Linked DNA regions of Homo sapiens: region 2 is linked to region 1. A link is a loop called in an ENCODE intact Hi-C map of the cell type or tissue named here. Cell type or tissue: heart right ventricle. All regions are shown on one strand. Links, peaks and the distances in the headings refer to the core of each region. The heading gives the core; the rest is flanking DNA. Region 1 holds the start of LOC105375222 (a long non-coding RNA gene). Region 2 holds the start of ADCYAP1R1 (ADCYAP receptor type I).

The links. Peaks named below come from ENCODE experiments on the same cell type or tissue, not always from the same donor. Only the 100,000 strongest peaks of a DNase experiment are listed, where the experiment ranks them.
Region 2: it touches region 1 in a loop (2.3-fold over the local background); 12 of 110 quality-filtered maps call a loop at or near these places.

What each region holds. Positions count from the first base shown.
Region 1 is chr7:30,979,160-30,987,475 of GRCh38, forward strand. GHRHR (growth hormone releasing hormone receptor) reads left to right here. Exons shown (of 13, transcript NM_000823.4): 13 at 1-369. The coding sequence ends at 85. LOC105375222 (a long non-coding RNA gene) reads left to right here and starts at 4,665. Exons shown (of 3, transcript XR_927160.2): 1 at 4,665-5,200. RefSeq lists a silencer at 4,540-4,699 and an enhancer at 5,309-5,834. In heart right ventricle, for the core only: CTCF peaks have their summits at 4,608 (motif pointing right) and 4,812; a DNase peak (open chromatin) is centred at 4,612; H3K27me3 peaks cover 1,532 bases.
Region 2 is chr7:31,048,144-31,056,470 of GRCh38, forward strand. ADCYAP1R1 (ADCYAP receptor type I) reads left to right here and starts at 4,165. Exons shown (of 16, transcript NM_001118.5): 1 at 4,165-4,535. In heart right ventricle, for the core only: no CTCF peak of the experiment used is centred there; a DNase peak (open chromatin) is centred at 4,126; H3K4me3 peaks cover 2,673 bases; H3K27ac peaks cover 367 bases; H3K27me3 peaks cover 4,698 bases.

The DNA of each region.
Region 1 (8,316 bases), core at 1-8,000:
TGAGCTTCTGCCAGCCTGGAGGACCCGTGCTAAGTGGACCACGCCTTCCCGCTCGGCGGCAAAGGTGCTGACATCTATGTGCTAGGCTGCCTCATCACGCCACTGGAGTCCACACTTGAATTTGGGCAGCTACCACGGGTCTGCCATGCTCTGGAGGAGCAAGGGGGCCACATCCCCACCCCAGCTGTTACCCAGCCCGGGGCAGGTGCAGCCCTTCCTCCCTGTCTCTGCATCTGACTCTCTTTTGAGGTCCCTGTATGTCTACCTCTGACTTCTGTGGTCCCTCTGTGTCTGCTCTCATCCATTCCTCTTACTGGGGCCTGGGGCTCTAGCCCAAGGCTCAGAGGAGCCAATAAACCTGTAAATGAATAGACGCATGTTTGAGTGAGTAAATGGGCCTTTAAAGGGGAGCGCACCTGCGTTCTTTATTTAGACGTCTGGTGCTGAGTTGCGTTCATCATTCCTCAGTTCATGCTACATTATGATTATTTATCTGTGCAAGGGGCCTCTTGTTTTATTTATTCTTAAAATGTACTCTCTTTTGCCTTCACCACTCCCATTCGCCTCCTCTCACAGGCAAAGAGAGCATGCTTAATGTGAATACTTGTGTTTCTGTGTGTCTTGCAAAATACGTGGTGTTTTGTGTGTCTGTACTTTAATTTACATAAATGCTGTTGGTCATATGCCTCATCCTGCTTCTAACGTTTCCCCCTCAGCACTGTGCTTTTAAGAGATGCTCCCGGGGTGGACGCGGTGGCTCATGCCTGTAATCCCAGCACTTTGGGAGGCTGAGGAAGGCAGATCACCTGAGGTCAGGAGTTCGAGACCAGCCTGGCCAACATAGCGAAACGCTGTCTCTACTAAAAATGCAAAAAATTAGCTGGGTGTGGTGGTAGGTGCCTGTAGTCCCAGCTACTTGGTAGGCTGAGGCAGGAGAATTGCTTGAACCCGGGAGACGGAGGTTGCAGTGAGCCGAGATCACGCCCCTGCATTCTAGCCCGGGCGACAAGAGCGAAACTCTGTCTTAAAAAAAAAAAAAAAAAAGAGAGAGAGATGCTCCCGTGTTTCCCTGCATACATCTGGTCTGTCGTTTTGGCTGTATGTGGTGCTGTGTAGAGTCATCACCCACGTGTTACTGTCCTGTCCTGTCTCCCCTGCACTCTAGTGAACATGCACATGCCGGTCCCCTCCAGGATCTGTGAGAGTGAGCCTCTGTCCGGGACTCACACCCAGGAGGAGCAGTGCTGGGCATCCGTTATGCCACCTGTTGATGTGATTCGGAGGTGCCAGATTGCATGCTTCAGTTCTGCACTCCCACTAGCAGCTCTTGAGGTCCCTAAGTCCCACAGCCCCACCAACACTTGGCATTACCCAGCTTTGTAATGTTCACCAGCCAAATGGGTGTAAAGTGCCATGGCACTGTTGTCCTAATTTGCATCTCCCTGATATCTAATGGGTGTAAACATCTCTTGCTGTACCCGCTTGCCTTTTGGGTTTCTTCTTCTGGAAATTGCTTGAGTCTCTTTCCCTATTTTCCTCTGGAGTGGAGATGCCTCAACTCCAGGTCTTTCTCTTACGTCGTCCCCATTGTGTGCCCTCCTGGGTCCCAGCATACTGCCTGCTGTCCCCCACCCAACTGAGGACTCCCTTAATGTAACACATCTACATAGTCTGTCCCTCTTCCAACCTCCTTCTTGGCAGCGGGGAGGAGAAGGAGACCCAGGCTCTGTCCGTGGGGACCTATTTATTGACTGACAGTGGTGGAGGGAGATTCCAGTACAGAGAATAGGCCTACTCGGGCTGATCGCCAGGTGCCATTTGCCTTGTCCTGGTCCTTGCCTGGGTGCCTCTCTTCTCTGTGATCCCCTGCATGGTGGCCCTCTCCTCTGCACGGAGGATCTAGCTTGTCCTCCATGGCCTGCCTGGACCAGGTATCTTTTCTCATGCACTGGGAACAGAAGGAGTAGGCATCCTTTACCTGTGCTGGCTCACAAGTGTGTATCTGGTGGACGCAGCAGATGGACATCCTCCTTCCTTACAGTCGTGAGAGTTCCAGGGAATGGAGACACAGCTACATGAAGCCCAAGGCCACATTGTTGCCCATGACGCCCGGCTGCCTGGCACCTTCCTGGTCAGACAAATGTCAAAGTGCGGGCCCAGTCTGAAAACCCATCATATTCAGTCTCAAATCATAAAAGTAATTCATATTCATTGCAGGCATTTAGGAGATACAGAAGGATTTTTTAAAAAATCAATCATCATCTTATTACCAAGACATTCACCATAGATACTTTTGTATGTTTCCAGAAAGATTTTTTTTCTGTGTTTTGGAAGTAGCTTGAGATTATATTTGTAAAATTTCATATGATTTGTATGCATTAAAACAATATACATTATATATAGATGGCCAATAATCACTTGAAAAGATGTTCGATATCATTAGTCATTAGGAAAATGTAAATCAAAACCACAATGCAATATTGTTTCATGTCCATGAGGATGGCTAAAAGGAAAACAAAATAGCCAATAACAAGTATTGGCAAGAATGTGTAGAAATTGGAACCCTCATGCATTGCTGGTGGGACCAGAGAATTGTCAGGTGCTTTGGTAAAAAGTTGCACAGTTGCTCACAAAGTCAAACACTGAATTATTCAGAAAATCCACTCCTAGGTATATAGGCAAGGGAATTGAAGATGTATGTCTACACAAAACTTGTACATGAATATTCATAACATCATTATTCATAGTAGCCAAGAAGTAGAAACAACCTAAACATCCATCAACTTATGAATGAATTAACAAAATGTGGAATATCCATACGATGGGATATTAGCTCCATTATTTCTGTTTGAGGTAATGAAAAGTTCTAAAATTAGATCGTGATGATGGTTGCAAACTCTGAGAATACACGAAAACCACTGAATTGTACACTTTAAAATGGTGAATGTTGTGGTACGTGAATTCTATCTCAATAAAGCAGTTATTAAAAATGAGTAAATGAGTGTTTGCTGGAGAACATTTGCAGACAATTTTTCCGCTACATAATTTGAAAAGTCTATATAATATTATTTATTTAGCCAATAGTTATTTAACATATTTTATTCGTGAAAGTTTCTGTCGATTTTAAAAATAAATATTTATTACAAAAATATTAGCTAGGCATGGTGGCGGGCACCTGTAGTCCCAGCTACTCGGGAGGCTGAGGCAGGAGAATGGTGTGAACCTGGGAGGCAGAGCTTGCAGTGAGCTGAGATCACACCACTGCACTCCAGCCTGGGCGACAGAGCGAGACTCCGTCTCAAAAAAAAAAAAAAAATTGTGATGATAAACTTCCTTGCATACATTTTTTTCATGTATACCTCAAAAAGACAAAAACTTAAACTCCTAGACCTTCAGAATAAATTATCCTAATGTGGAAGAATGTTTGAACCAATGCAATGCACATGATAAGTCTTTTAGTACCTGTTGGCAAATTGCCTCCCAGAAAATTGGTCTAGAGAATTCTTGCACAAACAATATAAGTGTTACAGTTTTTCTGCATTGTTATTATTTTTTGAGACAGGGTCTCACCTGTAGACCAGGCTGGAGTGTAGTAAAGTGATCACAGTTCACTGCTGCCTCAACCTTCTGGGCTCAAGTGATCCTCCCGCTTCAGCCTTCCCAAGTAGCTGAAACTACAGGCATGCACCACCATACTGGCTAATTTTAAAATGTTTTTGTAGAGACAGGGTCTCAGTACATATTGCCCAGTCTGGTCTCAAACTTCTGGGGCTCAAGCAATCCTCCTGCCTTGGTCTCCCAAGTGCTGGAATTACAGGCGTGAGCCAGTGTGCCTGGCTGGCATCATTATATGTTTCTCTGAGTTTTAACTGGTGTTAGCACTGTTAGTAATGGTGTTAGCATAGTGGTGATAGTAGTTAGTGTTAGTTAGCTTGGTTAGTGCTCTTTAATACTAGTTGTGACTAATTTTAGTGGTTAGCAGTTGGTAGAGTTAGTGGCTAGTTAGTGGTTAGCATTAGTTAATGTTAGTGGTTAGTGTTGGTGATTAGTTACCAGTTAGTTTAGCAGCTAGCTGTTAGTGTTAGTTAATGTTATTTAGTGGTTAGTGTTACTGGTTAGTTAGCAGTGAGTAGTTAGTGGCTAGTTAGTGTTGGTGGTTCATTAGTGATTAGTGTTAGTGGCTGGTTAGCAGTGAGTGGTTAGCGTTAGTTAATGTTAGTTGGTGGTTAGTTAGCCATTAGTGTCAGCAGTGAGTGTATGATATTGGCAGTGGCAGAAGCAGCTCACTCTGTGAACTGTCCATCCCTCGCCTACAGGTTTCACAATGGCTGCAGGTTCACCACTTGCTCCCTTTTAGTTTCAACTGGAGCCTCAAATTCCTATCACTTCTCTTGTCTCTCCCATGACAGGGATTCGCAGACTGGGCCTACGATGCAGATTCCTGGGCAGATCCTTTGACTGGCAAGCTCTTCCTCTCTCAGGACTCCAGCTTCCACAACTGAGCGGGGGGGTGGGGGGAGTTGCTCAGGAGATGATGTCTGAGGACGTCTCACCAGGGACACTGGATGGGAAGCAACGAGCTAGGCTGAGAAGCGCAATGATCATCCTGGCCACCAGGTGGCAGTCTAACTGCAGCCAAGAGCCCTGGCTGGGCCGACGGTGCTGCCTGCCTGAGCTGACGCTGGAGATGGACGCAGGACCCCTGCGGCCTGACTGGAGCTCAGCGAGCCGAAGGGGCTGGTGGAGAAGGGGCTGCTGGTCTGGGCAGCCTAGGTTGGGAGGGAGGGTCATGGCGGGAGTGTGGAGGAGCAAGACATCCCCACGCCCCCCGCCCCCTGCCCCAGACCCCAGTGTTGATGAATAAGAAGCGGATTAAGAAGAGTGAGAGCTGAAGAGACAGGAGAATCAGGGACCACGAGAGCCCGTGCAAGATCCGGAGCACAGGGGCTTCCCTGGGTCCCAGGCTTTCTGCAGGACTCACCCCCAACTACCCCGGTGTCCTCCTTCCAGCCAGCCTCCCCGCGGGTCCTGAGAGGAGAGTTTCCTAAAGAGAAGGAAGAAACTCGGACTTCCCTCCTGTTATGTTCGGGCTCCTCTGTGAGAAAGAGGAGGAGAGAGGAAAATGAAGGGCCCATTCTCTGTCCCCAGAGAGCCCCCAGGAATGTTGGGAAGATCTGCAAGGATGAGCCTGAACCTAGAGGTGAGAACTGGTGTGCCGGGCTCAGACTCTCTGGGATGTGGGAGCTCCGAGGACTGGGTGTGAGTGTGGGCAGGAGCAGTCAGGGAAGGCTTCCTGGATGAGGGGACTCAGGCAGGGAGTGTAGACCCTAGAGCCCCACCAGGCCAGGCTGCGCAGTGGTCCCTTTCTACCGTTTGCTGGGCAGGAAGCGGAATGGGGTTGATCTCAGTTTAGAGAGCAATACGTGGAGGAAAGTTCCGGTAGGAGGGTGGTATCGGGCCCAGGCTTCGTTCTCCCCAGGGACTTTCATGACATTCCTGCTAGGGCTCTGGGTCTGCTGGGCACACATTTATCCATGTGGTGAGTGTTCACTGAGTATCTGGGGAACACGCACCTTGCTAGAGTCTGAAAATACAGCTACAAGCAACCCCCAAATGTTCCCCTACACAAGGGGCTTAGGGTCTGGTTGGCAATGGCCAATTTTACATGTCAATATGACTTGGCCACAGGATGCCTGGGTATCCGATTAGTCATTGTTTGTGGGTGTGTCTGTGGCGGTGTTTCTGGAAGGGCTTAGCATTTGAATTGGCAGACTGAGTAAAGCCATGGCCCTCCCCAGTGAGCAGGCACCAGCCAACCCTTGAAGTTCTGAATAGAAAAAAAAAAAAAAAAAAGGCAGAGGAAGGTTGAACTTGAGCTTTCTCTGCCTGGATGTTGAGCTGGAACATCTATCTTCTGCCCTCCAGGATCCTGGTTCTTAGGCCTTCGAATATACCACCCGCCCTCTGGGGTCTCTGGCTTGCAGAGGGCAGATTGACTTCTCAGCCTCCATAATTGCATGAGTCAATACCATACAATAAAGCTCTTTCTACACTGTGTGTGTGTGTGTGTGTGTGTGTGTGTGTGTGTATGTGTGAGGGGTGTGTATATAAAATGTTGGTTTTATTCTCTGGAGAATCCTGACTGATACAGAAGGCATTATTTAGGGCTCTCTGTTGCAGACAACAGGACCCACTCTGGCTGAGTTAAGCAAAAACATGACAAGTTTAAGGACATCAGGTAGCTCCCCTGTCTCTAGGAGGGCCTGAGCTCAGGCCCAGAGGCAGTGCCCATCCCACACCAGGGGGCTACTGTGGCAAATTCCTCATTTCACCACTTTTGGTCATGGACACAGCTGCTCACACCACCAACACCAGGGACAGAATGCCAGAACCACCACATGGCTCTCCTGAAAAGCCAAACTCCTTCCCTGCCACGCTGGCCAAAAATTTGATTCCACCTGGCACCAGCTCCCTCTTATTGCTGTCTTCTGGATCTAAGTCCCACAGAGTTACCCCTGATGGCACAGTCCAGTGACCCTGCCCACTAGCTGCAAGGAAGGCTGGTACAGCAAGCTCAGACCTCTAGCTTGGAGAGGGCCCTCCTACTGTGGCAAGGTTCTCAGGCACAAGAAGGGTGTTCAGAATATGCTGGCTGGCCACAAGCATGACAGATGTGTGGCACCAAGAGGCAAGCACACCATTCAAGCAATCACATAGTAACGGTGACGGATGCAGAAAGAACAGCAAAGTGTTGGGAGAACAAATATCTAGATGACCAAACCTAGACCGGAAGTGTAAAAAATAAAAAGGCTTCCTGGAGGAAGTGACAGCTAAGCTGAGATTGGAACCATGAGAATGAGTTGGCCAGGAAAAGAAGTGGATTAAAAAAAAAAAACAACCAGGTAGAGGAAACAGCACGTGTGAAGGCCCCGAGGTGGGAAGGAGCTCGGCGTGGGAAGAGATGCAAGTTAGCTACTGTGGTTGGATCTTAGGGAGAAAAGGGGAGCGTAGAGCGGGCGGCACCCAGATCACGCAGGGTCAGGAAAGCTATGCTAAGGTTTCATCCCAAAAGGTACTGAAGTGTGTGATGTGACGAGGCTTAGGTGTTTTAAATGATCGCTCTGGCTGGTATACGAAGACTGAATTTCAGGCAGAGACCTCCGCTGGAAGCAGGGAGGCTGGAAATGGAGACACGTACTAGGGTGATAGTGATGGAAAAGATAAGGACCAAGTCCAAAGCTGTCTAACTCAGGGGTGAAACTGTGTGAGAGCAAGAAGACGGACGGAGGCGTCCCACAAGCCTACTGGAATGAGGAGAGACAGAGAGGAGCAAGCTTTTGGGGGAAGAGCAGGAGCTCAGTTTGGGCACATTGGGTTTGGGGTGCACTGAGACAGCCAGCAGGGTGCCAAGGAGCGGGCTGGAGTGAGGAGCGAGGCCCAGCTCAGAAGTGGAGTTCATGAGTGGCCAGTATATTGGTGGCGTTTGATGCCAAGGGCATAGGTGGGGCCACCCCGCAGTGAGAGTGAGGAGCAGGATGAGAAGGGGACTGAGGGCTGAGCCTGGAGGGATCCACACATTCACAATCCCACGGGGGAGCAGGAGCCCCCAAAGGAGGCGGAGCAGGGGAAGGAGTGCTCAGAGAGGTGGGAGGAGAACCGGATGAATGTGGGATCCTGGGGCCCCAACCAAGATTGTCCCAGCGAGGGGCTGCTGAGCCGGCCGAGTGCTGCTGAGCCGCCTTTGTGAGAGGATTTGGAGGCGCAGCTCACAGCGAGAGCGGATTTGGCGGAGGATGGACTCGGAGGCTGGGCTCAGGGGTGCTGAGAGGGAGCGGCTGGGGCAGCCCAGGAGAACAACCCTTTACCGAGGCTCCTCTGGGAGGGCGGGGGGAGCCAGAAGGGAGCGGGAGGAGTCATTTGGTTTTGTTGTAAGAGGACAGCCTGTAAAAATGCTAAGAAGTGGATATGGGAGTCACTGAAAAGTGGGGGGCACGTCATGGAGCGGGGTGGTTGAGAAGGAGTGAGAAGGCAGGTCCTGAACCCAGTGTGGGGGGCCTTGGCTGAGAAAGGGGACTCTGCCCCAGAGGCTGGCAGGTGGGTGTGTGGCCTGGGGGTGGGCAGGAGAGGGAGGCCAACTGCTGGCTCCTGCATTCGTCATGAAGGTGAGGTTCCTGGCCTGCTGGGGGTGGGCGCCAACAGGGGGTGGGAGTGGAGAGCGGGTGGGTCTTGAGAGTGCAGAAGACGGAAGCAGCTGCGGCAGAGGTGGGAGGACAAGCCAGTAGGGAAGAATATACAGTTGCCAGGCCATGCTGGCGG
Region 2 (8,327 bases), core at 261-8,260, 69 kb after region 1:
TGGCCCCACCCGCACCCACTCCCAACGGCCCTTCTCCCCTTGCGTGTCCTCACCCATTGCTGTGCCCTGTGGTCAGTAGGGGACAGAGAGGACTCAGGCCTAATCTGTGAGGAGCTCCCAGGCATCTCTTAACATGGGTATCCCTTCCTCCTTGACTCTAGGCTTTTTGTGAGGCAGCTTCAAGGATTTCTAGAGCTCTTGGAATACAGTTTGAAAATCATGGATCTAAGCAACCTAACCTTCATTCCCTTGGTTTCTCAGAGGATTCCAAGCGTCCTGGGGACCAGGGTCCATGGGGTGACTGAAAAGGTTCTAGATGGCATTGGTTCATCTGATGAGGATGCTACCTCCTGGCTCCTCTATGAGACATCAGGGGAAAGGAGTGCACTTGACCTTCTAGGGCCTGCTTCTGGGGTGGGTGTTCTCCCAGGGAACTCAGCCCTGCCACTGGAATGTCTCTGGAGCCTGTGCGTTCAGGGACAAAGGGCCTTAGTGGGGCAATGGGCATGGCTTACCCAGCTTAGGGGGGCTGAGCTTTCCAAGGCCTCTCTGTTGCTTGCTCTATTCTGATGCTGATGCTTCCAGGCCTTCCAGGGAGCACTCTCTGAGGCACCTGGGGCTTCTCAGAGTCTCTCTGGCCATCTGACCCCAGTGCAGATGTAGCAGACCGGAGGGCATTCTGAATGAAGCTTTCCCATAGACAGAAACGCTATTTCACAGTCTGGCATTCAAGGCTCACACCATTCCCCAAACAGGGATTAAATGGGCCAATGCACAAAAGGCAGTTACTTCCCAGCCTTTCCATACCCTGGTGCCTGTGGAAAATGAAAACATTTATATGTCTCCTGAGGAAAGTGGAAAAGGCTGCTTATGGCTGCCCAGGAGGCTGAGGGACCAGCAACTCAGCACACTTCTAACCTGTTCTGGACATACGAGCATGCTATCTTGGGATGCTTGCCCGCAAAGTATTAGCAAAGGGCTGACGACAGGGGTGCCTAACCATGGCTGCACATTAGCATCCCCTGGGGAGTTGTAAAACATTCTCTTGCCCAGGCCTCACCATGGACCAATTGTCTAATTATCTTGGGTGGTGAGGCCTGGGTGTAGGTATTTTTTAAAAGCTCCCCGGGGGGATTCTGTAGCGCCCGGAGGGTTGACAAGCACTGGTGCAAGACATGGTGAGCATTCGGTCGATGTCAGCTGTCTACAATAAAGCACCTGGGTCCTTGTGTGTGCTGTTCTTGCCTGAGCAGCGTAAAAGCTGGAGTGGGGTGGGGTAGAGTGGGGTGGGCTGGGGTGGGAGCCCTGTAGTCAGGGAGGAAACTGTTGCTTAGGAAAGATGAATGCTGGGTAGGGTGGCCTGGCATCCATCTCCCTCAGCCACGTCTCAGAAAATTGAATTAAAACCCATATTTTTCAGCTGCTGCCCGCCTGGCTGGCTGGCTTGTGGAAGGGAGTGAGGCAGTGAGCACCTCAAGGCAGGGAAAAGCTGGTGAGGGGGGCCCCCAGCCTCCTTCCCTAGGAGACAGAAGGCAGCCCAAGGGGTCCTCTGAGAGAAGACCCTTCCCAGGGGTGGTCCCTTGGCCTCAGGTCTTCCCAAAGCCAGGCACGTAGGGGTAGGGTGGGAGTGGTAGGCTGGCTGGCTTACAAGGTCAGAGCTAGATCTGGAGGTGAAGTTGATTTTTTGGGTGAATGGGTGGGGAGGCAGAGAAGAGGGGCCTGTCCCTGGGGAGGCCTAATCTCAGGGAACAGAATTGGCATAGCTCCTCTTCCAAGATTATTTGGAGAGACCACAGTGGCATGCCTGTGACAGGCGGAGAACAGCGCAGGACGTGAAAGCCTGAGTGGCTTCCAGAATTAAGGGGGTGGGAAGAGCTCACAAGGTAGAACAACACTAAGTTGGGCAGCAGGATAAGATTTCTGATAAGAAAGTTGCCTGTGTGTCCTTGGGCTAGTCTTGTTGCCCCTCTGGGCTAAGGTACCCCACCCATAGAGAAGGAGACTAGACAACCCTCCTGGATCCCAGCTCTAATGTGTGTTCCATGCCTCACCCAGGCTGATGCTACTCGGGGGGCTGGAATTAGAATCGAAATCTACGAGGGCTGCTAGCCTACACGGCATCTTTAAGACAGTTAGAGAGGTGCCGCCTCCAGGTGAATCCACTAGAAAAAACTGCCCTTTTTGGGTAGATGGGGGCATGCCTGGTTTGGTGGGCAGTGGGTAGAGCAGGATCTGGATTTCCAGCCCCACTGGCCCCTTCCAGGGGATCTGGAACCCGCAGTGGAAACTGGAGAACCAAGAGTACGGAAAGAGAATAAATCTGGAACTGAGTGCTGAACTTCAAAGTAGGGGGGCCTCTATCTGGAAGCCTGGCCATCCACATTCCCAGGATGGGCTGGTCTGCCATAGATGACCTTGATCTTCACCCTTCCTCTCACTCCCAGGCCCTCTACGTCCTGCACTCTGAGTCCCTCTTGACTCTGAGACTCCTGGCAGCCTCCTTTCCCTCACACTTAGTTTCACAGTTTATAGAGAGTTTTTATACACATCATCTCATTTGATCTTCACAACACCAGAGTTGGAGGCAGATGAAGAAAGCGGCTCTCAGCTCTCAGGGGTTAGGGCAACAAGCTAAGAAGGGGTTAGCCAGGATTAAAGGGAGGTCCTGTCTGTGTCTGATTTTAGCACAGCACCTGGCCCTTTTCTCTCCATTATTTCTTCTCTCCTTTCTCTTCATTCTTTCTTGATATAGATAAGACTGATATTCTCCTCCACCAGGAAGCTCTCCTGGACTGAAAGGAACATGAACCAATCAGACTACCAGTGTGTTGTGTCAATGGGGGTCAGCGGTCATTGGTCAGTAAAGAGAAACATGGACCTAGGAACCTCCACGCGTCTTTCTGGGCCCTCAGATTGCTTCTTTCAAGTTTCCATATGGATTCCTCTCCATCCACAGGTCCTTTCCTCTTTGGTAGACTGGCGACCCCAAAGGAAGGCTCAAGGCTCTCCCTCCTCCTTCCCCCTTCTTGAGGCCTCCTGGACAAGGTGGCCATACCTAGAACTTGGACCCAAAGGGAAGCTGAGCGAGAATTTACTTGAATGGGCAAGAACAGAGCCTGGCTGCAGAACTGAGAGCTCTCAGAGACTGACGCCTGAGGCAGGGACCAAAAACCGAGAGCAGAGGCAGGCAGGAGCAGCTGTGGGATGGGGGCTGGGTGGGGTGGGCAGAGGGTGAGAACTTGCCTGGGAGTGGGTAACTAACTACTCTCAGTTAAGTTTGGGCTTCGCTGCCAACCCGCTAGGCCACCTTTACCTGTGTAGTTCTCCTTATTAAGCCATTTGCACTAGGAGGAGGTTGGACAGGACTGTAATAACAGTAGCAATAGTAATTTATTCAGCATCGGCGAATCAATGATACCAGGGAGAAACTACTATGGGGTGAGTGTACCATTTTTATTTAATGCTGCTGTGAAGAGACCTGGGGGCCGGTACTATTGTTCCCTTGTGCAGATGAAGAAGCTGAAGCTCAGAGAGGCTGAGCCACTTACCCAAGCTCACAGAGCTGTGGCACAGCAGGGACTGGAGCCAGGCAGTCTGATATTTTAAGTTGCCTCTGTCCTGTAAGCACCACCATCCCCTTCCTGGTCTTTCTCCGGGGGCGGGGGGGTCACATTGGAGGACATCCCGACAGGCACCCCAAAACTAGCTGACCCTCCCAGGCCTGGGCGGTAGGGGCAAAGAAGAGCCCAAGGAGGGTCTGAGACTTGCCTGGTAAGGAAGGCTTCTTGGAGGAGAGGGAAGACAGGCTCTGATACACAGGAAATCTTGAGGACCTAGGGAGAAGAAAGAAGGCTTTCTAGTCCTGGCTATGATGGAGAGACTGGAAAGAGGGTGGTGAGCCCAGGAGGCCCAGAGTCAGAGGAGACGGGGATGACAGGGGGCTGAGGGCTCCACCTCAGCGCCCCCGACCCCCGCCGCTGGGATTTCCCGCCGCAGCTCCTGCTCCAGTCTGTGCTGCGGGTGGGGTCGGGTTGAGCAGCCCGGCGCCCCCCACCGCGCCCCCCACCGCACCGCCCTCGATCTAACCCCGCCCCCGGGCGCTCATTGGCCTGCAGCACCCCCTCCCCAGCCTGTGAAGTGAGCAGGGGGAGGCGGTGGTCGGTCGCCTCCCTCCAGCGCCCAGCCTGGCTTCGCGGCGGAGGCGGCGCCTCTCCCGCAGGACGGAGCCAAGCTGGACTGCCGCGCCGCGCGGGGCGGGCAAAGGGGGCGCTGCGCTCGGCCCCGGGCAGGGAGTGACGGCGGCGGCGGCGGCTCCGGGCGAGCGTGGTCCCCGCGTGCGCACACGCACACGCCGCCGCGCAGGGACACACGGACCCCGGCCGCCAGCCGGCCACACAGGCGCGGAGACCCGGCTCGGCGCGCGCTCCTCGGCGCACACGCTCCCCATCCCCGCGCCGCGCGGGCCGCGGACTTGCAGGCTGCGCGTCCTTTGCGGAGTCTGCCCCGGCCCCACGGACAGGCCCCGCAGTGAGCAGGTAAGGGTCGCCCCGCCGCGGCTGCCCCTCCACGCCTCGGCCGTCTTCTCCCCCTCCAGAACCTTCGCCCAGCCGGGACCTCGGATCCCCTCCTCTGGCTTGGCGGTCTCCGCCAGCCGCGACCTCCACCGACGGAGAGCGGGCGAGGGCCGGCGCCAGGCAAGCCTCCCAGATCTGAAATGAAGCCCCCTCCCGCCGCTGCGCCCTTCCTGCGCGTCAGGCTGACACCCCCCAACCCAAGTGTCTGGCGCTGCGCTCGGGGCGGCCGATCGCCGCAGACTGCCGGGGTGGGGGTCGACCTAGCTATCTCACGCCCCTCCTGATGCGGAGAAGGGAGACCAGGGGGGCAGGCAAGCCATGCGGCCGGAGGGACCCGGAGGGACATGCCTCCCTACCCTTAGGTGGACGGACGCACCTACGCGGATCGGGAAGGCAGGGCTGGAGGGTCCCCCGGGGCTAGGTACCGCAATCCGCACGGGGTTTGAGGGGTGGGCAAGCAATGTGCTAGGTGGGGGTTGGGGTAGGGGCCAGTGTAGAATGCCCCTCTGTGGTGACACATCCGGGATTGTTCAAAAGAGTGTCGTCTTCGTTTCCCGTGGCGCGGAGGGGCTGGGGTTGGGGATGCCAGGGCTTCAGTGGTCCCCAGAAGAAACGCCCTGCGGGGTCTGTGGGGAAACGCACCGGCCTTCCCAGGTTGAAGTGGGCCCGCTGAGACCCCTGCCTGCCGCTTTAGAGGCAGAAGCTCCTGCGGCGGCTGCGGGGGGCGGAGGCCACATCCTCGGCGGGACCTTGGCAGGTTAGGGGGCTCAGAAGGGACAGGGGAGCCGATGGATGCAACTAGACCCTCAGGAGGGAACCCAGCCGGAAGCCGATTGCATTTCACGTGGAGCTGAGGAGGGGAGCCTCACCCCTGGATGGAGCTCAGCCCCTTTTTGGAAGATGGGGGTGGGGTGGTGGACACCTGCTAATTCTTCCGACCATTTTTATGTTTTTGAGTGCAGGTGCGTCAGACTCCCTTTATCTTCCCCAGCCTTACAATGTCCCGCAAAGCCCCCCTGGCCCTCTCCAAGACACAGCATTTGGCTCTTCCCATGAGCGGCCCTGGGGAGGAGTTGGGGGATGGGAAGGGGCTGGACGCAGCATGTGGAGGGCAACTTGCCCTGGGACTGCAGCTGGCCAGAGGCAGACAAGCATCCTGAAGGTCAAGCTAGAAGCTTTGAGTGGCGGTAGGATTCCCAAGCAGATGGAAAACTATGTTTGAGCCTTTGGGGGCAGGGGCAGCAGGCAGCACCCAGGTTTTCTCAGGAGACCCCAATTAAATGAGTTTGGTGCTGGGTACAAGTAGCACTGGTGGAGTCCCCAGTCCTAAGCTAAGTTCTGCTCCTCACTGACCTTGGGGAGGGCAGGCAGAGGCACCAGCTTGGACACAAGCCGAAATCTGAACATACAGATTGGAGGTGGAACACGCTGAGCAGGCCCTGGGCCAGCTCTTCCAACTGATCCATCAACAAGTGTGTGTGGGGTGACGATGGAGGCGGGCCTGATACTTTTCCTCTTTGGCCATGGGTGGTTCATGGGTGGTTGGGTGTCTGGGACAAGACCCCCAAAAGTCTGTTTGTCCCCATGTGTGGTGAGGGGAGGTGTCTGTGGGGAGCCTCTGAAAGGATCCCTCTCCTGCACTCTCGGGACTGATCTAAGCTAAGGGGTGCATTAAGTCCTGTTTTGTATAAGGTTCAGGCTGGCAGGGGATTGATTGGAGAAACACTTTGGGACCCATGGCTTTTCACATGGCCACCTCTCTCTGTTGTGCGTCAACTTTGGGACACTCCCTCAATTTGTGTCGAATAAATAAATACACACATGGGAGTTTATAGTATATGTGGCTGAGAGGCTAGGAAAGCTAAGGCCACAGGGTGGCTTTTCTCTTGGGGACAGGGCTTAAGCTGGAGTGTCCCAGGTTGCCGCCCTCCCAGGGACAAGCATTTCATTGACCTGGGGCTGGCACTGATTAAGTGGAGGACATCTTGTGCTGTCTGCCACAGGGCAGAACCAAGGTGTGCCAAGTGCAGAGCCGGAGCTTAGCTCGGTGCCAGGAAGGCCTTGCTTGCCTGAGACCCACCCACCATGGGGCTGACACTGGAGGTGACAATGAGTTTCCTGTCCTGGGCAGGTTTGTGAGCAGAGGGATGATGCCCCAGACAGGAGCTGCCAAGTGGCTTTCCACCCTGGAAGGCCTAGAGGCCTCAGAGACCCTCAGCCTTCCCTGAGGAGAGGAATCTGATTCCAGGGTCTGAATGAGTTGGGCTTAGTGGTCCAGCCGCCTGGCAAGATGGAGACTGGAAACTCCTCAGCTGCGACGTGTTTGTACCGAGCTCTGGATGCCGTCAGAGGCAAATGGTGACAGCCACCCCCACAGTGACACACAGAGAGGGAATGACACACAGCTGGGACGGCATATAGGCTTTCTATGACACCTGCCAGAGAGCTGGGGCACAATAGTGACAAGCAACACCAGAAAGACAAATGGACGTTGAGACACACCCTCTCACACAGATCTGGGCACACCCGGGGACTCAGAGATATTTGCCCAAAGATCACAAAGGTCTTCATTAATAAAAGTCCAGCTGAGTATTGAATTGAATGGAGGAAAGTGTGTGTGTGTGTGTGTGTGTGTGTGTGTGCACGCGCGTGTTGCATAAGCCTAGAACAAGGGTAGGCAACCTTTTTCTGTAAAGTGCCAGATAGCAATTATTTTACGCTTGTGTCCATATACAACTACTTAATTCCACTGTGTAGCCTACTGCAGCCTTAGATGATATGTAAACAAGTGAGCATGGCTCTGTTCTGATACATTTTATTTATGGACACTGAAATTTGAATTTCATACATTTTGCCTGTGTCGTGAAATATGATTCTTTTAATTCTTTCCAACCATTTAGAAATGTAAAAAGCATTCCTGGCTCACTGGCCGTACAAAAATAGGCTACAGGCTGGATCTGACTGGCTGGAAGGGGTTGCCAGCTCCTGCGATGTAAGGTTAGGAAAGATAAATAAATGGTCAGAGAGGTTGACAAAGGGAGGGGCTTAGCTCTGATAGCTGCAGATGCCTGATGGTACCTAGGATGCTTCGCTCCATTCTACGTGGAGCTCAGAGTGCCCATCTGTTTAATGGGTCAGGCCTAGGAGAGGGTCCCTGCCTGGCCTCAGCACCCTCCCCCAGATTGGCCTCTGCTTTGTCCCTGTGATTGATTCCCCCACTCTAAAGACACCTGGAGACAACATTCAGGACTGAAAAACTGACTGCTGTCACTTGAGCTTGCCAAACAGTTCCTGAGCCCCCTTCACCATTCACCCTTTGTGTCCAAGTCTGTGCCCATCCTCATGGGTGGGGAAGCCACACGGAAACCTGGGCATGCCCCTTGTTTCTAGACAAGACTCGAAACTCACAATGAACATGATGAGACCTGAAACAGCTCCAAGGAGAGGGGCTCCTTATCTCAGGGCTAGGGCTTCTCAGTGGAGGGCAAGGTCATAAAGGGCGGGTGCTGCCTGAGTGGGCTTCCTGGAGGTGGTGGTGGGGGTTTGAGTTGGCCTTGGAGGATGGCTGGACACTCTCATCCCAGCTCTCCGCAGACTCCATGCATTGCCTTAGCTGCCCTCATCTTTCTCCCTCCTGATCGATGGGCACTGCAGAGGGTTGGCTGAGACAAACATATATATATCCTTCCTAGGCACCTCTGAACTTCCCAGCTGCTGATCTAAGGCCTGTGGACTTGTGTAGTGAACCAGGTC